2 separate regions of the Homo sapiens genome follow, and region 1 is linked to region 2. Evidence: read pairs that join two places in POLR2A ChIA-PET (ENCODE). Cell type or tissue: MCF 10A. All regions are shown on one strand. Each heading gives the region's core, and the rest is flanking DNA. Links, peaks and the distances in the headings are about the cores only.

The links. ChIA-PET counts read pairs that join two places held together with the same protein. Peaks named below come from ENCODE experiments on the same cell type or tissue, not always from the same donor. Only the 100,000 strongest peaks of a DNase experiment are listed, where the experiment ranks them.
Region 1: POLR2A ChIA-PET joins it to region 2 with 8 read pairs; 3 of 35 experiments call an interaction of 5 or more read pairs at or near these places.

What each region holds. Positions count from the first base shown.
Region 1 is chr1:68,721,535-68,729,623 of GRCh38, forward strand. No RefSeq gene overlaps it. Among named protein-coding and RNA genes, the nearest start is that of DEPDC1, 230 kb to the left of the region's middle. In MCF 10A, for the core only: no CTCF peak of the experiment used is centred there; a DNase peak (open chromatin) is centred at 3,927.
Region 2 is chr1:68,636,213-68,644,301 of GRCh38, forward strand. It overlaps LOC107984967 (a long non-coding RNA gene), which reads right to left. Exons shown (of 4, transcript XR_001738104.3): 3 at 1,858-1,992; 4 at 964-1,163. Among named protein-coding and RNA genes, the nearest start is that of DEPDC1, 140 kb to the left of the region's middle. In MCF 10A, for the core only: no CTCF peak of the experiment used is centred there; no DNase peak of the experiment used is centred there.

The DNA.
Region 1 (8,089 bases), core at 2,910-5,409, 85 kb after region 2:
ATATTTTAAAGATTTTCTAAAAATATATTTGATAAGAAAAGTATGCATAGATAAATTTCAGAGGCTCTTCTATTTCACCTGATAACTACTTGGAGTGAGCGTCACTATTCTTGGTAGCAGAGAGGAACAGATACTTCAAGAAAGGTATGATCAGCAAAAGACAGCAATTTCCAGATGACTTCCTCAGGTCTTGTAAGAAATGAGATCTGGAATCCTGCAATGGAGAATGCCTTCCACATAGCCATGCCAACCAGTTAAGTGATAGAACGTGATTCTGCAAAACAACAAACTTCTTTGTTGTGACTTACATGAAACAAGTAAGATGATCACCACGTGTAGTACCTAGGAAGTTCTCAAGTATATAGGCTGGTAAAATTTTTTTTTTTTTCAAGCTGCATTGATCTTCTGGTTTTATTCTTTCTTAAACTCCTTTCAACCTTTTCTTAGCTAAAGTGGAGTTAGCTAGATTACTCATTACTGTTTATTAATGTGATATTTTGCATAAGAGTGCATGTGAAAACTTCTGCCAGCAGTGTCTAAGACTTACTGCATTTTTGTAGATGCAGATGTGAAATGTACTTGAGCTCTTTCATATTAGCTTACTTTGTCACCCTATTAAGCAAGTTTATTTAATTTAGCTTAGGGGTTGGGGCTCCAAATTAGGATTTAAACACTTATGTCCTCAAAGACATGGAATCTTTTACAAGGTCTTTTAAATAAATATGACTATGATTTATAATTCTTGATATGCATTTTACCACATATTACCATTATTCAAGTATATTTAATTACCCTTTTTATTTTATAAAATTCAATGAAAACCTTATGATCTATTGTGCCTGACAGGATCATTATTTGTCCCAGAACCTCTTGCCCACAAATTCAAATTTAATATAATTCTTATATAATATTCTTTTTCTTCCCCTCCTGCTCCCAGCCTCTTAAGCTAAATGATATGCCAAGTGATGTTTTTAGCACATTAGAAAAATAGAAGGCACAGTGGTATAAAGGAATGAGCACAGGCTCTGCATTTATACAGACTTGCCCTAGATTTGTTATGTGACTTTGGACCCATGTAATCCCTCTATACCTCAGTTTCTACATTTGGAAAATAGTGGAATATCAAATTACATAAACATTACCCAGCATTAACTGCTTGTATATAGTAAGTGCTCAGTTAATATTAGATTCCTGGTCATTGGCACTGGGATCCTAAGGAAGCCAACTAACTAATTATACTCCCCTCTCCACGTTCTGAAAAAAATGATAAATAGATACTTTCATCACTGTGAAAGGAATATAAACTTTGGGGCCCCCTAAATCAGGAAGCTAAAGGGAAAAGTTAAGCTGGGAACTGCTTAGAGCAAACCTGCCTCCCACTCTATTCAAAGTCACCCCTCTGCTCACTGAGATAAGTGCATATCTGATTGCCTCATTTGGAGAGGCCAATCAGAAACTTGAAAGATGCAACCAAATTCTCCTAACTACCTATGACCTGGAAGCCCCCTCCCCACTTCAAGTTGTCCCGCCTTCACCTTGAGTTGTCCCGTTTCTGGACTGAACCAAAGTACATGTTACACATTTTGATTGATGTCTCATGTCTCCCTAAAATGTGTGAAACCAAGCTGTACTACTACCACCTTGGCCACATGTCGTCAGGACCTCCTGAGGCTGTGTCACAAGTGTGCATCCTTGACCTTGGCAAAACAAACTTTTTAAATTAACTGAGAACTGTCTCATATTTGGGGGGTTTGCATCACTTAGGGTCAAATCATCCACCGATTCCCACTAAAATTTAATGGAGAATCTAATTTACATCTGAGGTTCAAATGGGCTCTCAGTAATCTTCATAGGATTTTATGGTAGGTTACTAACCTACATTGTTACAAGGTAGAGACTTCGATGTTTTCCTTTAAGAACAGAGCCTGCTTAGCCTGAGTAACCTTTCACCCTCGAGGAAGTAAGAATGTGTACTTCCTAGGGGCAAGCTCTCTCCAAAGAGAGCCAAAAAAGGGGTAGAGCTATGTGCACTCATACTTCTTCTTTAACAATCTCTTTAGTTAAATAATTCATGATTTCTTCCTATGGAAAAAGTAAGAGAGGTGGTGTAGGGAATAACAGAGGCTTTTTCTCAATACTTCCTATTTTGCAGGATACAAAGGAATTTGGATACAGGAAGGAAATTGTTCCCTTCTATAATATACAACCCCATGTATTAATATATTAATAAATGTACTAAAACGATAAACAGAGCTTACAGGCAGACATGATGAAATCCTCTAATTCTTTGCTACCTACTGAAACTTTTGGCTATGACTCAAGCCTGGCACATAATAAAGAGGTGGTAGAAACCATTGTGTCATGCTGCCTTTTGCTTTCAAGCTGATACTTACTTATCAAATTTTCCCTGATAATCATTGTCATCATGGTACTGTACCTTCAGTAATGTTGTAGGCATAGTCATGCTTAGTGTTCAGGGGCAAAGCAGACAGCACAGGTGTCTAAAAATATTGAGTGCTAGTATATGGTGCAAGGTGAGGAGACTGTGGTTTCAGGGACACATAGCAAGGCCAGTCCAGCAGGCAGAGTGGCATTCTGAAGGTATAGCAGTGGTGAGCCCTCCAGTACTGCCTCTCCAATGCACCGTCACAGCCTCCTGTACTTTCCTCATTTATTCATTCATTCACCTTGTATGTGCCAGACATTATTCTAGGTTTGGGGAATGGATCAGTGAACTACCTAAACAATAACAAAGTCTCTGCCCTTATAGTGTTACCTCTCTGTCTTACAACTCTCCACTAGTTGTTAAGCTCATTTAGGGTAGAAATTGTGTTTCACTCATTGGTGAATCTCTACTGCTAGCACTGTGCCTAGGACTGCACTCAATACATGTTAAATTAAGGTTGAACTCACTAATATTGATTAATGATATGTTCTGACACATGGACAAAGCAAGTAAAAGGGATTCAAGTGGCGTTCTCTTTACATGTGAACCATGATATCTATGGTTTCCTATTGTATTTATTTGTTTCATGTTGTCAAAATGTGAATAACATTGAGATATCCAAGGAGGGAGGTAGGTAATTGACATTTAAAAAAGTCTGTCAAGGCTGGGCACGGTGGCTCACGCCTGTAATTCCAGCACTTTGGGCGGCCAAGGTGGGTGGATCATGAGGTCAGGAGTTCAAGACCAGCCTGGCCAACATGATGAAACCCCATCTCTACTAAAAATACAAAAATTAGCTGGGCATGGTGGCACATGCCTGTAATCCCAGCCACTTGGGAGGCACAGGCAGAATTGCTTGAACCTGGGAGGCGGAGGTTGCAGTGAGCTGAGATGGTGCCACTGAACTCCAGCCTGGGGGACAGGGCAATACTCTGTCTCAAAAAAAAAAAAAATTCTGTCAATAGGAGTGAATCTATTTATACACGGCACAAACTGGGGGACATGTCCATCTGCCCATAAATGGATACACACAGGTTTAGAATGGCATAATAGAGGAGGAGGCTCTTGAATTAAATCTTGCAAGCTAAGAAAATATTTCTAAAATTAAACACAAAATAAAAGACAATCATTTTATGTTAGCACTAGATGGCAGGGGAAGGCAGAGACCCACCACACTGCCTTCTTTAGATGGAGATCTCTGGGTAACTTAGAGAGGCACAGACTATGTCTGTGTGTTTGGGGTTCTTTGTGTATGTGGTTGACTTTTGTTTGATTTAGTCTTCAGAAAAAGGTGATCATAGTTTCTTTTGCTGATATATATATCTGTTACCCCCTAATGGCATCCCTGAAGTTACAGTAATACCTATGTCAAAGAGAAGGCATTTGAGACAGAGGGGAAAATCAGCAGACCTTGCTAACCAGATCCCTTCCTTCCCCCACCCCTGAGAATGGATGTTTCCTGGCAATGGAGAAACTGGGCATCGTGCCACCATGGAGGTGCCTGGACTGTTTGTAACAAACAGTTTCATTAGATTACCCACAATTTCTCGAGAGGTAATTCCATTAGACAGTGTTTATCAGTCATCATATGCTCTGCTTGTCATGACTCCCCTGTTCAGTAGCAGTAACACCCCCAGAACAATACTGTGTGTGTGTGTGTGTGTGTGTGTGTGTGTGTGTAAAAACAAAACTGTCTGGGATGCCTTACAGAAGAGGTATCTTCTGTGTAGTAATGAACATAAAATAGAAAGAGACTGAGTAGGCAGCATTAAAATGTAGGTACCCCACAAATAAACATATTATTGTGCTTTTAATTCAGGAATGAGATCTGCAGCAATAACCAGAAAGCACCTGAAAACATCAGACGTGGATTATTTAGGCTGTTTAGGTGACCTAAATTATGCAGTATCTTGTAAGTCTTCTGAGGGAAATTTTTTTTTATACTATTTGATTATTTTCTCTGGAATGATTAATTTCCTGGTACACTGGAATATTTATTTCTCCTGCTTTCTTTCCCTCTATCCTTGGCTCACATCTACAGGTATAAGGCTCATGTGGAACAAACCTATCACGTGCTCTCAGACTTGAGTGGACAATGTTTCTCTGTCTGATGTTTCTGGTCAAGATTTTGGAAGAGGTCTGTGCCCTCTAGTTCATACCTCCTATATATTATCTTTTAAAAATTTTCTTCTTTATATATGTAACTCTTTCTTCCTAATGTCACTCATCACTAGACTATATTTTTGTATGATTTAAATCTAATAACAATTTTTTCTTTTACATCTTTACTTAAATCATAGCTACTTTATTATCTTTTTCTCTATTTAGAGATATGAGTTCCTTAAAAATCATAATAATTAAAGATTCCTTTCTAGCGGTTAATTTTTAAGCATGTTAGGGTTTCAAGAGATGGGGGCATCTTGGTCACTTTTTGTTGTTGGTATTAAAAGCTTTTAGTGATATGAACCACCTTATCAAAACAATTTCCTATTACTAACATTCACTTATCCTCAGGTCTAGCTATTCTATTTTACTACCTACTATTCCCAGTCTCCTAGTTGCTTTTTACTGCTTCAACTTTTCCTTATGCTGGTCCTTCCTCCTGCAATAACCTTCCCCTTTTCTCTACAAAATCCAAAACTTTTCATCGTTTAGGACATCTCAGATTTTCATCTGTCCAAAACCTTGTTTGATCTATTCCTCTGAAAGCTCACAGAATTTAATCTGTACCTTACTGATAGGATTGATCAGTAATCTATTACCTACCATAAGCTACTTGAGGGTGGAACCAGTGCCAGATTTAACTTGGTATTTTTTCACAATGCTTAATGTTTAGTAGGTCCACAACAATCAATGTCACTTTTGTACGATTATTTCATCAACCTATCCCCTTTAAAAATATCTCATGAATTCTTCAGTCTTTGAGTGTTCTCTGTATATTACGCTATAAGCATCATATTCCTGGCTCATCTTGTTGGTAAAACAGTGTATTTTTTTTTAATATCCCCATTTAAACTGACTAGGGCCTGCCCTCAGTTTCCTAAATTTCTATTAAAAAGGGAAACTCGCTTATGCTATTCCCTTCTTCCAAAAATTTGCCCTTCCTCTTACCCATTATCTGCCTGCTTTTGTTCATTCTCCAGTGCCTCCAGGAAGTTTTTTGGAAAACTTTTATTTCAGGTTCAAGGTTACATGTGAAGGTTAGTTACATAGGTAAATTCATTTCGTGGGGGTTTGTTGCACAGATTATTTAATCATGCGAGAATTAATCCCAGTACCTAATAGTTATTTTTTTGCTCCTCTCCCTCCTCCCATCTCCAGGCCCTCCCACAAACCCCAATGTGTTGCTCCCCACTATGTGTCCTTGTGTTCTCATCATTTAGCTCTCACATATATCTGAGAACATGTGGTATTTGGTTTTCTGTTTCTGCGTTAGTTTGCTGAGGATAATAGCCTCCAGCTCCATCCATGTTCCCACAAAAGGCATGATCTCATTCCTTTTTATGGATACTGAAATTATATTTTGCCCAGAATTTATAGTTGTTATTGGCAGGAGGTTTGGTTTGTTAGGATCTATTCGGCTATTTCCAGAAGCTGAAACCCATCACATTATTTTTTAAAGCAATCACTACTTCATTGTTCCTTATATTAGGTGTAACTACTTTGAGACAAACAATATTTATGCAATTAAGTAAGTCCTGATACTTTATAAAATCTATATTGCTCTTTTATGGCCAGCTGCCTTTAATATTAATACACATAATGGATTGTTAATTTCAATTGAGATTTGCCAGATTTTTGACTTTCTTTTAGGGTCTATAGAAAATGTCCTAAATGACTTTGGCTCAATTCTTCTGTAATGTACAACAGATAAAATTAATAAATTCTGTAATATAATCTTTCATTATCATCTCTGTCATTTTTGGCCTAAATTGTCCTTTACCAATAGACCGCACCCAAATTTATTTCATCTTTTGTTCTAACATACCTTCTACTTTTCTAATGTAAGCATTTAAGTCTACAAATTTCTAAGTAACATATTATTTGCATTTCATAAATTTCAATATCATATCTTCATTTTTGTCTAATTCTTGTACATTTACAATTTATTTATAATTTCTTAATTCATAAGCTACTTAAAAGTGTGATTTTGAATTCCAACATAGAATTTAAGAATTTTAAAATTAACTTTTAAGATATTTGTGATGTATGAGCAAACAGTTTGTATGATGCAAATTCTTTGATACTTGCTTTATGCCACAATTTTTATAAATATTCAGGTGCACTGAGAAATACGTGTATTCTTTAATCACGTAAATAAGAACTTATGTCCAATAATTCAAACTTATTGTGTTTTTCAAATATTCAGTATCTTCACTATTTTTTGGTTGTTTATTCAATTGAGAGAGTTGTATTGGAACTTTCCATTTTAATGATGGATTTGTCCATTCTTCCTTCATCAAAATTTATTTGCATAATTTGAGATTTATTATATGAATTGGGTTAATGTTATCATATCTTCTTAGAGAATTGAACCATCTACTTTTATGTAGTAATTTGTTCAACTCATAAAAGCATTTTTAAAATCTTTTTTGTCTGTTAATATTATATTATTGTGCTTTTTGTTTAGAGTTGTCTGGTGTCTTTTTCCATGTTTACATTTTCAATTATTTTTGTTCTTATGTTCTTGGTACTTCTCTTAAACAGCATAAAGTGTTTTTTTTTTTTAATTTAAATTCTGCAGTCTGGTTCTTTTATATGACATCTGTAGTTCATTTGTATTTATTATGAGTATTCACTTATTTTAATTTATTCCCAGCATCTTTCTTTTTATTTTCTGGCCTTTGTTTTTTTACCATTGATTGAGTTTTGTTGTGATTATTGTTTGTTTTTCTGTCCTTTTTTTCTCCATTCTACTAGTGTGAAAATTATACAGCCTATTACTGCTTTTTCGTGGTTAACCTTAAAATGTTTCTGTGCATGCTTTACTTAACAAACTCAGGAGTTAGTACTTTAGCTCCTCCCCCAAGTAATCCAAGGGCCTTAAAACACTTTATTACTATCCCGATATATATGTTATTTTGCGTTTGAGATTTATTTACAAGCTTATAAATTATTTGCTTATCATGCTTTCTTAGATCTTAAAAGTTCTTCCTGGGATAATTTCCTTTTCTAGTAAAATACATATGTTAGATATCCTTTAACATAAGAATGTTGCATAAAAATACTTTAAAAAATCATGTGCTGTATTTATTTGTCCCTTATTCTTAAAAATTATGATTTTCTGGGTGCAAAAGTAGGACTTGATAGCCATTTTCCCTCAGCAATTTGAATATATTGTTATTTTTAGTTTCTATTGTTGGTATTAAGAAGCATGGTATCAGCCTATTTGTCTTTTCTTTCTAGGTAAACTGTCTTTTATTTCTCACTCTTTTTATATCTTCTCTATGTTTTCATTTTCATTTTCTGCAGTTTCAGTACAATTTGTTTTGTTTTGTTTTGTTGTTTTTGAGACAGAGTCTCACTCTGTCGCCCAGGCTGGAGTGCAGTGGCGCTATCTCGGCTCACTGCAAGCTCTGCCTCCCGGGTTCACGTCATTCTCCTGCCTCAGCCTCCCAAGTAGCTGGGACTACAGGCGCCCGC
Region 2 (8,089 bases), core at 3,561-6,060:
TTTCTGCAAAAAGTGGGGCATTGTAATATGTCTAGTCTTGTTATGCCACACATATGTGACCCATGCAATATAGACTTTGCCATAGTCTAGAAATTACACTCCCCTTCACTACCCAAATAACAAGTCTGATTCTCAAATACACTTGAAATCAGAAGTCCTGCCATTTTACCAGGTTCCCAACTCTAATCATGTCCTAGAATTCTTGAGGAACATGTTCACTTCACATATTCCACAAAGCTGTCTGGATGTAGTTTGCTGTTTCACCCAGCTTTCTAGCTGTGGGCCTTTGCTCCAATGTTCTGCAAGTTACTTACTGGGGTCTTGGGAATGGTTCTTCCTATGCCGCTACTCTCCTCTAAACTACTTTGCTGCAAGTGGGGACACAATTTCATTCCTTAATTTCCCACTGCATAATTGAGCCTGAACTGCAATGTCCATCTCAGGTTACTAAAGATTTATGGATGGGCAAAGAAGAATGAACAGTTAGGGCAGATTGCATTTTCCTAAGATGGCCACACCATCCTACATGTTCTTCATGTGATGTGATTGTATTAGTTTTTTATTGCTGAATAACAATTTACCAAAAATTTAGTGGTTTCAATAATACCCATTTATTATCTCTCACAGTTTCTGTTGATCAGAATCTAGGCATGCCTTAGCTGGGTTTTCTGCTTCAGGATCTCACCAGGTAATAATCAAGGCATTACCTGGACTACATTCTCATTTGGAGGTTTTGGATGGAAAGAAGTCACTTCCAAGCTTGCTCAGGTTTTTCCCTCTATAACTTTCAACTCTAGGCCTGAGCCTGTCAGTTCCTAAAAGCCACCTAGTTACTTGACATATGAACCTATCTACAGGCAGTTTACATCAAAGCAACTTGTTTCTTGAAGGCCAGGAGAACTTTCCTTTCCAGTCTATCAAGATGAGTCTTATATGGCATATCATCCTGGCAGTGACATCACATCATCTTTGCTATATAACATACAAGTCTGCTTAGGCTGTCATAACAAAATACCATAGATTGAGTGACTTTATGACAGAAATTTATTTTCTCACAGTTCTGGAGGCCAGAAGTCCAAGATCAGGGTGGCACTATGGTTGGTTTCCGGTAAGGGCTCTCTTCCTGGCTTTCAGACTGCTACATTTTTGCAGTATTATCATTCCTTGGACACACAAAGAGAGAAAGAAATAGAGATTTCCAGTGTTCTTATAAGTACACTAATCTCATAATGAGTCTCCAACCTCATGATCTAATCATCCCCAATGGACCCGCCTTCAAATACCATCACATTGGGGGTTAGGGTTTCAACATATGAATTTTGAGTGAACAAAAAGATTCATTCCATAAAACATAGCCCAATTAACGGTGCAGCATAACACCACATTTATCTCATAACATAATCTAATCAAGGTTTTTGCCATACTTTACAGTTTAGAGGCAAGTCTCTGGTTCTACTTTCAAGGAGAATGAATTACATAAGTGTGTGTCTCGGTGCAGTCACCTTAAAGTGTATTTGCTATAGTAATGTTTACACACTCTTCCATCAAGAGGCGGGGGCCGGTATGTTTCTTTCTGTTGAATGAATCCTTCTTTTTGACTTGCTTCTGTTATGTAGGATGCAGTGGAAATGACGCTTTGTGACTTCTGAAGTTAGGTCAAAGGAGGTGGTATAATCCTTTACTCCCCTCATCTCAAACTCTTTCTTTCATTCTTTATCTGTTTCAGGACATATGTCCTTGGAATCATGAGCTGCTGTGAAAAAAGCCTATGACCCTGAAGCCACTATGTTGGAGAGACTTAATGGAAAGGCCCATTTGGAGAGGAGAGGCCATCAGTCAGAAGCAGGCATCAACTACCTGACATAGGAGGGTAGCTGTCTTTAGATGATTGCACTTCCTCATCTTTGAGTCTTCCATCTGAGACCGCAGACGTTATAAGGCATAGAAAAGCCACCTCTGTTGTACCCTGTTGGACTTCTTAATCCATAAAACCTAAGAGCAAAATAAATGGCTGCTTTATATTATACATGTTTATTAGTGTGAGAGCAATCTGTTATGTGACCATAGTAACTGAAGCAACAATGAAGAAAATAATTTAAAACTAGCTGATCTACTATACATAATGGTTCCCAGACTCATATACTAAGACTCTCCATAAGAAGTCTTCTACTGGCCATCTGTCTCCTTAGGGTCTGGCTTTCTACCATGTTGTAAAGACTGCTCTACTGCTCAGTTGGAATATCTTGAAGAGATCTTGCCACTTCCTATTTGAATTCAGGCCCTCAGAAAGGAAAAACAGCATCCTAAAGAAGAAAAAAATTCTAGATATTTGAAACATCACTGGCAATGAATACTTAGCCAATGACAGTCCATGGAAAGTGCCTGAGCACCTTAATAATTCACAGCTTTTCATGCCATATGGGTTCCTTGCTTATTTTTACCTAGCCAAACTATGTTTTAAATTGTCTTATCCTAAAGTGAAAATGTGGTCTTCTCCTAGAGATGAGTAGAATCTTTAATGTTTAGAGAAATAGAAAAGCTATTGACTGCTTTAAAAATGGCATGTTTTTTCATTTTTCAAAAATATTAAGGTCAATACTCAAACATAAAACCTAATGATTTCTATTCTATTCAAGAAGGTGGATTTGGAAGAGGTCAAGAGACCATTTCACTTTAAGGCACATTGCTTTTCTTGCTATCAATCTAAGGGTGGGTGACAGGAAGAGATGAGATGTTCAAAAGAGACTTACCCTATTCTATATTAAAGAAAGTAAGAGATGTGAATGGAGCAGTATCCCAAAATTAAGGGGAAGCTGCTGGTTTTGTTGTCATAAAATAAGAAGAATGAAATTCAGCAAACAATCCACATTCTTCAACTAAATTATTCCTGAAGGGCATTTGCTTTTTAAAGCTTTAAACATCAAATATAGTTTTCTGGGAGTTTTTCTTCATTTTTTTAGTAATGGATTGTCACCTTGTCATCTGTCTCTCAGACCACTCTTCTTTAGTAGTTTGTGAAACCAGAGAAAGTATCACTTAAATTATTTGTCCTTGTGTATCTTATTTTCAAAAGCAGGATTCCAGGGGCAGTTGGGAGATAAAAGAAAAAAATCTATATCTCTTATGTTCTATTAAATCACTGGATCACTTGTTTTTGTCAACAATAACACCATCTGGTCTGTTAAAAATTGATTTAATAAATATGCTATGTGACATCAACTGCCCAGACAGATTTGCTCAAGGGACTAATGCCCAGAGTTTGAGAATCTTTGCAGGACTCATTAGTATACATTTGATGGAGGAATGCCCTCTGAATTCCAGGTGCCCATAGGGGATTTGCATATCATAGAGCTGAGGGGTTGTCCTCAGAGAATTACAGTCTGATCCTTTTCCTTAATATTTGTTCCCCTGTAGGGTCACTTGTCAGCCTCCTTTGCTCTTGAAGAGGGTGAGTCATTTTTTTTTCTTTTTTTCTGGAGACGGGGTCTTGCTTTGTCACCCAGGCTGAAGGGGAGTCGTGCAATCACGGCTCACTGCAGCCTTGACCTCTGAGGGCTCAAGTAATCCTCCCACCTCAGCCTCTTGAGCAGCTGAAGTCACAGGTGCGTGCCACCACTCCTGGATCATTTATTTTTATTCTTATTTTTTTGTAGACAGGGTCTCTCTATGTTGCCCAGGCTGAGTCATTTTGATTAAACATGCAGGTCTCTGCTTTAGAGACACCTTTGCATTTTTTTTTGTTAGGAAAACTACTATCCTGAAGATTGTTGATTCTATCATTTATCCAAAAAAATGAGATTCTGATTAGTCCAAACACAGAAGTCCCTGCAGTAACAGCAGGGTTGTGACCTGCATCACAATAAAAATAGCATTCAATATACCTGCTGCAGATAATTTCTAGCAAAGAATTTGTACTTTATAATTCTATTTTCATTTTATCAGTTCGTCTGTGAATTTTATCAATAGCATTTTAATCCTTCCTACTTTCTAAAGGACTAGAGTTTTGACCAATCTGAAGATCTTTGAGGGAAAGGTTCAAGATTTTTGCTAATACAGAGCTGTTTCAGCATGTTAGCCAGGATTAATCAGCCCTTCACAGGAAATGTTTTCTTATTAAAGAGGAAATCTCACCTGTTTTGGTCACTTACCTTGCAAACAAACTTTCTTTTTCATAGGAGAAAAGCCTGGTGTGATTCCAGGGTTTCATTTTCCCTGCTTTCTTTCTTTCCACATGCTTATTTTTTGCTCAATTTTCAATACGCTACTCACAGTCATCTCTTCATTTATTCCTTTTCTAATTTCTCCAGAGGATTAGTTGTTTCCTCTTAAGTTTCACATGTTTCCATATGAGGAACCAATCTTTATTATAATGCTTAACACAATGTCTAATACAATTATCTCTTTATGTGTTTTTTTTTAAATAAAAGTGAACCTAAATATTGAGGACTATGTCTCTTTTTCTCACATTTCTATGCGTCTAGCATAATAGTATACATTTTCTGAATGTTTCTTACATGAAAAAAATTCCTTTGGTGCAAAAGACTCTTGCAGATTATTTGCTTCCTAACACAGAAGTTTTCTTCTTTACAGTGGATTTCCATGCCCTAGTGTGATTCTTTTTGTTTCAGTGTGGTTTGAATTTTTCTGTGTGCATTGTCATTTTCTTATTCAAATATAATTAACTGGCAGCACAGTTAACACTAATAACAAAATGAGTAATTAGTGTGATGTTTGCTAATGATGTTCAGTTTAACTGCCACCCTGCCTTTATTTTTGTTACTAATGGACCTTGTACTTATCATGATTCTCTACTATAAACTCTATCAAGAGAAGTATACCGGAAGAGCAGGCATATACGCCTATACTTTTTACCCAGAGGGAAGGACTAGACTAAGGTTGCACATAGTCTTTTGATGTTCTGTACTGTATTGTATTCTCATCAATATTGTAGACATAAAGTCTGTTCTCATCAAGAAATAATGCAGCAATGGTCTTATGTAGCAATCAAGCATCTCATTAAATTCTGTAGACAATTCTTCAGCAATCAGATGTTTAAAAGAATTTAGGTCTATGTAAAAGATATCAGACACTTTTTACCTCTTATTTTTTTCTCTGTTGCTTCAAATATAGATCTCAAATACAAAGTAATGTACTTTTAAAAAAAGGATTAATGAGATTTAGGGCAAATCTATTGCTAAATTGTGCTCTTTATGTTTTTATATGAAATGGATGCTATTTCTTTAAGAACCAACTTTTATTTTTATTTTGGTTTAAGTTGTAATAGGACTTCCCTCCACATAATTCCTTTTGTTGGGTTTTATATTCCATATCTAAGCAATTTTTATAGCATTTATTATGTTATGAACATGATTGTTTAAATTTTGTTGAAGATGACTTACATATATATATAAATCTATTTTCCATAGCTAGAGTGAACTTCTTTTGTGAAGAGGGATATAGCTTACATTTTTTCATAAAATATAAAAATATTTTATTATATTTCTATTTTCAGCAGTGCTTATCATAATGCCTGCCCAAAGAAAACGTTCAATAAATACTTATTGATCAATTTATTAACTTTAGTTTCCAAGGGGTGTTTCAAGTCATAAGTGCTATTTTAAACTTACACTTTTATTTCTTTTTAATAAATACCATTTAGGATTTTTTTTTTCTGTGAGACCACATAATGTAATGGTTAAGAGCACAGTCTCTAGAGTCAGGCTACTTGGGTTTGAATCCTAATCCTACTATGTTTTGAACAAATTATTTATCTCTCAGTTCTTTAGTTTTCTTATCTAGATAGAACTTACCCATGGAATTGTGAGAATTAAATGAGTTAAAATATATGTAATATATCCACAAAAAGAGCTTGATATATATATATATATATGTGTGTGTGTGTATGTGCCTGTGTATACATATACATACACATATATATGTATATATAAAAAAAGGATTCTGCAACTTCATAGGATTCTGGAACAATAGGGTTGAAAAGAATTTTTGAAACCAGAATGGAAAGAAATAAGAACACGGTCAGAAGGCCTGGTTTGAGCTCAGTTGCGAGACTTCTGAAGTGACTTCATTTACATAACAAACATACTTATAACTTTGCTACTAACTTCAATGGTGTTTTAAGAGTTCAGATAGAAAAATGATAATCAAGATCACACTGTAAACAGTGAAGCACTGTTGGTATGTTTGTGATCATTATTACCTCCACATGAGGAATTAAAGTCTACTTGATGGGCTTTGGCAAGTCACATTCTTTCAGTGCCTGTCTCACATCTGTAAAATGTGGATAATAATAGAACTCAGTTCATAGGACAGCTACAAGGATTAAATGAGTTAACACCTGTAAAAAGTGGAAAAAGTGTTTGTAGCAAATATGGGGTAATAAGGGTTATCTATTTATTATTTTTATGCATATCCAATAAACACTTGTGATCCAGTACTAGTCTGTGTATGTTTATAATGATTCCCGGGGGTATTGTTAAAAATATTGACCTCTTTGCTAAAGGTTTGGATTGGTAGTTTTAGGGTAGATCTGAGAGAATGAATAAGAAAAATGTCTTGGAAAATTTCTTAGCTTGGTTTTCCTACATTGACATACATCTGGTTTTAAACTTCCTTATATCTGCACTGAGATCTATTATGGGTTATGTTAGTTTTCTTGTGTTACATATGCTTTTCCAATATTGCTACATAAACAAAAACAAAGAACGTTCTCCATATAGGCAAAAATATATAAATAACAGGCTTAGCATATATCACACTTGGGGTTTGTTTCTTCTTCCACTAGGGGATTATCTTTTAGTTTTGCATATACCCATTTGCTTCAATAAGGAAGAACCATGTAGCAGAGAAGCACTTAAGACAACTGTGCTTTTTAGTTCAAGGTGGTTTCCTATTCTTTTTTCTCCCCTCTTTTTAATTATAGTTTAAGTTCTAGGGTACATGTGCACAATGTGCAGGTTTGTTACATAGGTATACATGTGCCATGTTGGTGTGCTGCACCTGTTAACTCATCATTTACATTAGGTATTTCTTTTTTTTTATGCTTTAAGTTCTAGGGTACATGTGCACAAGGTGCAGGTTTGTTACATATGTATACATGTGCCAGGTTGGTGTGCTGCACCCATTAACTCGTCATTTACATTAGGTATATCTCCTAATGCTATCCCTCCCCCTCCCACCCCACGACAGGCCCCAGTGTGTGATGTTCCCCTTCCTGTGTCCAAGTGTTCTCATTGTTCAATTCCCACCTATGAGTGAGAACATACGGTGTTTGTTTTTTTGTCCTTGCAATAGTTTGCTGAGAATGATGGTTTCCAGCTTCATCCATGTCCCTACAAAGGACATGAACTCATCCTTTTTTATGGCTGCATAGTATTCCATGGTGTATATGTGCCACATTTTCTTAATCCAGTCTATCATTGATGGACATTTGGATTGGTTCCAAGTCTTTGCTATTGTGAATAGGTGGTTTCCTATTCTATGCTCAAATACATCTTCACAAAGACTAGTCTTGTTTAAACAGTATAAACTCTAAACCCATAATTTTCTAGGTACTAGAAGCCACCAGTTATGAGAGATTTCTTTATGAGTGGCAGGAGGGACTGCTTTATGTTTTTAATAAGAACAGTAAGACTAATTCTCCTCCTTGGAATTGTCTAATTTAAGGCTGTTCTTTCACTTGCCCTCTCAACATTGAATCATTCTTATTCTTAACACTTGAGGAATTTGGTAGAACTCATGACTAGCTTACAAGTCATGGAAACGTGAATATAGAAGTTATTTCTGCTTCAAAAATTACCTTGGTAAAATTATTGGCAGAGGATTTAGCAATACAGTGTTCTTGGATTCATCTTTGTATTCTTGCCATATAGTGAGTGGCTGGTACCTATTAAATCTCCAATAAATATTACATAAAGAATATTAATGGCTTATATTTTGCCAGACATTATGCTAAGCATTTTATTTGCATTATCTCATTTAATCTTCACCCAATAATGTCAGTACTGTTATTAACCTTATTTTACATAGGAAGAAACTGATATATAGAAAGTCTGAGTAACAGGTTCAACTT